Linked DNA regions of Mus musculus: region 1 is linked to region 2. Evidence: chromatin contacts called from ENCODE Hi-C data. All regions are on one chromosome and are shown on one strand. The core of a region is the stretch at or near the end of the contact, and the rest is flanking DNA. Distances in the headings are between cores, read along the strand shown. Region 1 holds the start of Olfr556 (olfactory receptor 556). Region 2 holds the start of Olfr571 (olfactory receptor 571).

Evidence for each region. Hi-C counts contacts between places; a loop is a spot of excess contacts on that map.
Region 1: a map of left cerebral cortex shows a loop between it and region 2 (4-fold over the local background). The contact joins the promoter of Olfr556 here to the promoter of Olfr571 in region 2. A Hi-C loop is called at or near these places in 20 of 37 maps with a recorded cell type or tissue (CH12.LX, Patski, T-helper 17 cell and 6 more).

Annotation. Positions count from the first base shown.
Region 1 is chr7:102,667,690-102,671,260 of GRCm38, reverse strand. It overlaps Olfr556 (olfactory receptor 556), which reads right to left and starts at 1,360. Exons shown (of 1, transcript NM_146754.2): 1 at 338-1,360. The coding sequence starts at 1,339. The coding sequence ends at 365.
Region 2 is chr7:102,907,815-102,911,571 of GRCm38, reverse strand. It overlaps Olfr571 (olfactory receptor 571), which reads left to right and starts at 1,735. Exons shown (of 1, transcript NM_147085.2): 1 at 1,735-2,703. The coding sequence starts at 1,735. The coding sequence ends at 2,703. It also overlaps the pseudogene LOC115486496.

The sequences.
Region 1 (3,571 bases), core at 111-2,610, 240 kb after region 2:
CAGTGAACCAGAGAACAAGATCCACCAGTCTCTACCACAACACGGGGGAGGGGCAAGCCTAAGAAAATTCTAGTGAGGGAAAAGGTAAAAAAAAAATAACTTTCACTAACAGAGGGACTGATGTTAGATTGAAATAAAGATTTAAAAGAAAAATTACAGAAACAAAACAGCAAATCACATTCTCTGCCAAAACTTCAATCTGATAACATTCTAAATAAATACAGCAGAAAATACAGTCACTTCAGTCCAAGTCTCCTAAGAAGTGGAAGTGTTATGCCAGGACACTCTACGCCTGTCCATGTCCGTAGACCTTAAAGTCATCCTTGCAGTGACTGGAACACTGGAGGTCGGAGAGGCTTTGTGTTCATGAACCTTGAGTGCACTGGGAAAAGAAGCAATGTGTCAGCAGACTCCATATCCGCTCCCGGATTTGTCTGGTCCTAATACCATAAATGATAGGGTTTAAGGTGGGTGGGATGATCAGGTACAAGTCAGCTAATAGCACTTGAGTGTGCAGTGGAACTCGGTCCTGCCCTAGCCAGGCCACATAGATGGATGCCATCCCAGGGAGATAGTACAGAGCCATGACCCCAACATGAGAGCCACATGTACTCAAAGCCTTCCACTGTGCATTCCTTGAGGACAGTCCAAAAACTGCCTTGAGAATCAAAGAATAAGAGGCTGAAATGAAGGCCACATCTGAGCCCACAATGATGGAGGAAAAAATCAAACTGTAGAGACTGCTGGGCATGGGGTCAGCACATGCTAACTTGGCCACAGCCATGTGTTCACAATAGGAATGAGGAACTACATTGGAGGCACAAAATGGCAAATGACTCAACATCCAACTCAAAGGAGTCATAAAAATAACAGCTCTAACGGTGATAGTCACACTAATTCCCAGCATCACATGACGGGTGAGAATTCTCATGTAATGTAAGGGCTTGCAGATGGCCACGTAGCGATCAAAAGCCATGGCCAGTAGCAGACCTGTCTCCACAGCAGTGGCCGCATGGACAAAGTACATCTGAGTGAAACAGGCATTAAAGCTGATGGAGCTGTCTCCTGAACTGAAGATGCTCACCATCTTAGGTACCACAGAAGAAGCCATAACAATATCCACAGCAGCCAGAACACATAGAAAGAAGTACATAGGCTCTTGTAGAGTGGAATCCATGCAGATCACAATGATAATGAGCATATTTCCTAAGACAGCTATGCTATACATGGTACTCAGTGAGATGGCCAGCCAAAGATAAGAAGACTGAAACCCTGGGATGCCCAAGAGGAAGAAAGTGCCAGGGGATTCCATTGTGTGGTTGTAGGATGGCCCCAGCATCACTGGTCAGACTGCTCTGTTAACTTGTAAGATACTATATGAGAGGTAGTATTCCTATAAAATATATTATTCTGTGTATTCACAAATTGTTGAAGTATTTTCATCTTGGTGGTATTTTTCATGACCTAAAAAATTAACATTGAAAAAATAACTTTATGTAAATATTATGTGCTTTACTAATATCTATTCATATCTTAAATATCAATTCTTCATTTTTCTGCCAGTAGTGATCTCTCTGCCCTCCCGCCCATCTCTCAATTCCTCTTTCCACCTCTCCCCATGCAGGTGTTGAGTGTTTATGTTTACTTCAAGCTTTCATGAAATCATGTTGATCCATAATGACTTCAAATTAATGATTCTAATAGTATCCCTATGGCTTATGGTATGCACTTTAAAAATGTGTTTTTAATTTGTAATTTGTGTTTTCCTAGCCTGTGGAACAAAGTTAGAAGATATATTTCATGTATTCCTTATAGTCAGATATTTCTTCATAATGAATAATCAGAAGAATGTACCTTTTATTCTCACGATTGCTGAATTAGACAAACTGATTGAGATCAAATGTCATGCCTCCTAGGACTAGTACATAGACTCATTATGAAAACACATTCCTGTCAGTCAGAAATGCATTATATGGAAAGTATAGGTTCAGGAAATAAGGCCATTAAAAATGACATAATCACTTTCCATATAAGAGAATGTCGTTGAAATATTTGTAATTTTTAAAATGGAGGCTCAATTTCCTTAAAGTAGTTTCAATTGCTAGCCCAAGCAATTACACATTAACCCTTTAGACACATGTAAAGATGATCCTCCCCATAGCTTTTCTGCTTCTTCAATATGGTTTGCCCCTTTTCGTGGTAAACTGCCAAGGAAATAGACCAAGGAAACGTCATCCTTGTGAAAGTGAAGCATGTTTTAGAGAAAATGATATATGATCATACCAAGATGAGAAACAGTATTTATGGGTGAATTTCTATATTTGCAATAGACAACAAATATCTATATAAAACAATTGACTTAAGTACTTAAGTGAGATGATTCTTCATCTATATCATATAACATCATTTAGGCCATTTGAGATTCCCATCTAGGTCTTTCCAGTACTAACTCCTGGCAGTATATTTAACAGCATTAAAGTCAAGAAAAAAACTATGGATACTTCACCCCACAAAAAGTATTATACGTTCACCTGGGCAGTTTTGGTAAAGAAAAGAGATTTACTACTCTATGAGTCTGGGAGCTGAGCTCCAACCTTGGCAGTGTTTGCCTTTGCTCTGCATCTTCCTCATTCAGGTAGTGCCAGGTCACAGGGTATGTAGTGACTTTGCCAGACATCCTAAAACAAAGGAGCAACACTACTGTCAAATTCCCGTGCTGTAATCCTTTACTTCCCTTCCTTTTAAGTTGCTCAGTTTCCGTGATTTTATTCACATATGTAAATAGTATAAAAGACCCACAGTATTCCGAGAACACAGCACACAAGGTCCCCTTTGATTGATTCAGACCTGGGAATGTTGTCAGATCTACTAGAAAGCCTGATTTTCTCCTAAAGCACGGGACAGAATCCCGTCTGTTGTCTCACATAAAATGTGTTATTAAAGTTCTGTGGTTTAGAGACAGAAAAACAAAGTGGCTAATCATAGTAGCATAAAATTTTAATGTGTAGAGTGAAAAACCTCATTAGTCACTTGCTAGCCAAATTGATTGATCAAATCAGGCAACTCTTCCAGCCCTTAACCTGCACGTTGTTAGGATAGAAAGAATCACCCATCCCCATATCAAAGAGGTGTTTTGAACTTAATTGAGAAACTAGGCAAAGGGATCCTTATGCTGGTTTGAGCAATAGATGCTTAATAAAGTGTAGAAAGTAAGAAAAAACATTGCTCATCCTGCTTAACCCAGTATGTCCAGATTACGCTAACATGCATATTTAAATGAGTAGTACTGAAGGTTTCCTTTTGGCTTTCCAGTGAGCTAACACTGCAGGTGCCACTATATTGAATGTTGCTCAGTACACAGATACTCAATAAAGTATAACTAATTTTTAAAAGACTGTTTGCATACACTAAACCTATAAATTGTTCTAAATAACGAATTCAAATGGGTACGTGTGATCAGACTTTTTTAAAAAGCGTGCATTGCCTGAAAGTTTTCTCATATCACCCTTTGATCTGCCTCTGGAAGATCTCCCACTCAGAGATACACGGGGCAAGGCTCAAATCTGTAATT
Region 2 (3,757 bases), core at 486-2,985:
ATTATTTTAATCATTACGTTTTAGTCAATGCCTAGAATTTCTACATAGGGGTGCATGGCAGGTATGGATAAAGATTATTGCAATGACTTCTGGCCAAACAAAAACTGAAATGTCTCCCTTTAATGTGTAACTAAGAACCTAGAGCATAATTTTCAATGCAAGAAAGGTGAATGTTTTCTTAAATCTGTCTATTTTTGTTTGTTTGTTTGTTTGTTTATTAACTTTACATCCAGAACCCAGTTTTCCCTCCTCCTCTTCACCCTTTCCCTCCCTCTCATCTCACCTCCCTCTACCCCCTCCTTTCTCCTCAGCGAAGGGGAGGCCTTCCACTGATATCAACTTGCCTTAGCATATCAAGTTGCAGTAGGACCAGGTACATTTTCTCCTATTGACAAGACAGCCCAGTCCTGGGAAAGGGATCCAAAGACAGGCAACAGAGTCAGAGACAGCCCATGTTGCAGTTGTTAGAGGTCCCACATGAAGAACAAGGTGCACATCTGTTTCATATGTGTAGGGAATCTAGTTCCATCCCATGCATGCTCTCTGGTTGGTGGTTCAGTCTCTGTGAGCCTCTATGAGCCCAGGTTAGTTGCTTCTGTGGGTTTTCTTATAGTGTGCTTGACCCCTCTGGCTTCTTACATCCTATTTCTCCCTCTTTCACAAGATTCCAAGCTCTGCCTGTTTTGGTGTGGGTCTCTACATCTGTTTCCATAAGCAGCTAGGTGAAGCCTCTCAGAGGACAGCTATGCTCCTTTCTGCAAGCATATTTCCCTGTGGTTTCTTCTTCCTAGTGTTTTGCCTTGGTTTAAAATCAAGATCACCCTACATAGCCTAAGTATACTGTGAAGTTAAATCTAAGACATATACTTAAGGAAAAGAAGGGATCATGAACCCAAGGGCTCACTGAGAAATAAATGATTTAAGAAAATATCTAATGTATCGATATGTCGTTAAAAGTCATTTTTATCAGTTTTCTCCAATGAAATGTCAATGGGTTTATCAACTATTTTCCAGGTCAGACCCCCATGTACAGGAGTAGTTGGCCAACATAATGAATTCAATAGTATTTTTGTGTCTTTTTGTTTCATTTTAGTTTATTATTATTATTTGCATCATCATCATTATTGGTCTTTGTTTGTTCTAATTTTCATATATTGTCTGTTTTGTTATTTGTTTTATTTTTAAGAGACAGAAATGAATTTGAGTGGGTAAGGAGGTAGGAGAATCTGGAAGGAGTTGGGAGAGGGGAAAGAGTAACATCAAAATATATTATATGAAAAAATTCAACATAGAACATGAACAATAACAACAAAACCATCTAGCTTATAAAAATAGTAATTGGCGACTTTACTGAGAATTGGTAATGGAGACCAAATGTGATTGTTAAGGAGCACAGAAGACAGGCAGCCTAGAGTTAAGAAGAGAAGCTAATCATGTTAGCATAGATCTTCTCCTGGATGTGTATCAAATAAAGAAGAACATTAAATTAGAAGAAAGTAGAGACCAAAACAGGGCTAAAGGAATACACATAAGCACAAAGAATAGCTATACAAAGCAAGCTACAGACAGGAGGGGTGTGAAGGGGTGGGGGTGGGCATGTATGCACTGTGTGAATGAGTCTGTGCCTAAAGGGGAGAGGCAGGTTGTGGTAAAATATATCTTCCAAAAACAAACAAATATATTCATGATCAAATAAACAAAATTACTTTTCAGGTTTCAGAGTGATCTTGAACTATGTCACCATTGTCCGCCCAAGATACCTCAAACATCAGCTCATTAATGGCCCCCACTTTTCTATTAGTGGGCCTGCCTGGCCTGGAAGCTGCACCATCCTGGTGGTCAGTGCCTCTCATCACTATCTACCTTCTCTCTGCCTTTGGCAATGGTACAATCCTCTGGATCATTGCCCTGGAGCCCACATTGCATCGACCAATGTACTTCTTCCTCTTCTTGCTTAGTGTGTCTGATGTTGGCTTGGCCACCGTGTTAATGCCCACCCTGCTAGGCCTGGCCTTTGCTGATGCTCACACTGTCCCTGCCTCAGCCTGCCTTCTACAGATGTTCTTTATCCATGTCTTTTCTGTCATGGAGTCCTCTGTCTTGCTCGCCATGGCCTTCGATCGGGCAGTAGCCATCTGCCGCCCTCTCCACTACCCAGTGATCCTCACCAATGGTGTCATTAGCAAGATTGCCGTAGCCATTGCTTTCCGATGCTTGAGTCTCCATCTGCCCCTGCCAATCCTGTTGGCTCGCATGCCATATTGCCGTCCACAGGTCCTGACACATTCTTACTGCCTGCACCCAGATATGGCTCGCCTAGCTTGCCCAGAAGCATGGGGTGCGGTCTACAGCCTGGTTGTGGTACTGTCAGCAATGGTACTAGACCCTCTGCTGATTTTCTTCTCCTATGGGCTGATTGGGAGAGCACTGCAAGGTGTGGGATCTGCTGAGGACCGCTGGAAGGCTGGGCAAACGTGTGCTGCTCACCTCTCTGCTGTGCTTCTCTTCTACATACCCATGATTCTCTTGGCACTCATTGACAGATTCAAGCTGCCACTCCCTCCGCCTGCTCACACGCTCCTCTCCTATGTCCACTTCCTGCTCCCTCCACTGATGAACCCAGTTCTCTACAGTGTCAAGATGAAGGAGATTAGAGAAAAAATTCTCAAGAGGTTACTACCCACAAAGGTGGGCTGTGCTTAGTGAAGAAAGATTCTCCTATATGGTTGTGGTAAAGAACTCCCAACACAAAGGCTTCCATGACTGAAAACTCGCTTCACTGCAGCTGACAGGTCACTTTGGTCCATACATGTCTATACACAACTTAGTTACTTTTTTCTACAACTGTATATGAACATGTTGAAGAAAAAAAAAAAGTCCCAGAGAATTAAAGTGAGCCATCTACTGTGGTACTATCTATAAGTGACATTAGGCAAAGCTGGATTCTGTACCATACCACAGTCATCCTAGTGAGGCCATGTTTGTTAATTCTATAACTGTATACCATGTAACTGAGAAAAGTGGAGGAATTAAACTACATGGAAGAAGAGAGGTAAGATAAGCCTCCTCCCCAGCTGGATGGAGGAGAGTTTTCACCTGAGTTGCTACTCATACGTAGTATTCGTAGTGATAATCAAAGGAACAAGCACTTTTTTTCATTCTCTTCATACCAAGAAATTACCATATCAGCCTAGGGAAAAAACAATTATGTATTTTTCATTACTCATTTTTCAATTTTTTAATCAGAATTTTAATATATGCAAATTTGTGGTTAAAATCCCTTGCACTTGAGAAAAATAACAGGTAAAGATAGATTTACATCATTCAAAGTTACATCATTAAAAGTTGGGCTTCTAATTAATGTTAGTAACTATAATGTCCTGAGCAGAGAATGATAGTTATATACCTCTAATACAAATACTTAAAAGACTGAGGTAACAGGATTGTAAACTCTAGGCCAGCATCAAAACTATATGAAATGAGTGTGTATGTATGTTTGCTATGCAATTTACACACTGTTTGTGGGATGTCTTCATTCTCAGTTCTTTACCTCCTAATAAGACTATTGCATATCCTCACCCACACCAACTATTTCCACTGAGACTTTGAAATTGGACACCTGATTTTCTCTATCCTATGTATTTGTTTTAAAATAGAGTATTAATAAATGTGATGAGAGAAGGAATCTTCAACAAGATTTGACTTACTGTGCTATGGAAAGTCCTTCATCTCTCTACCTGGCCTCTAGAACACATTC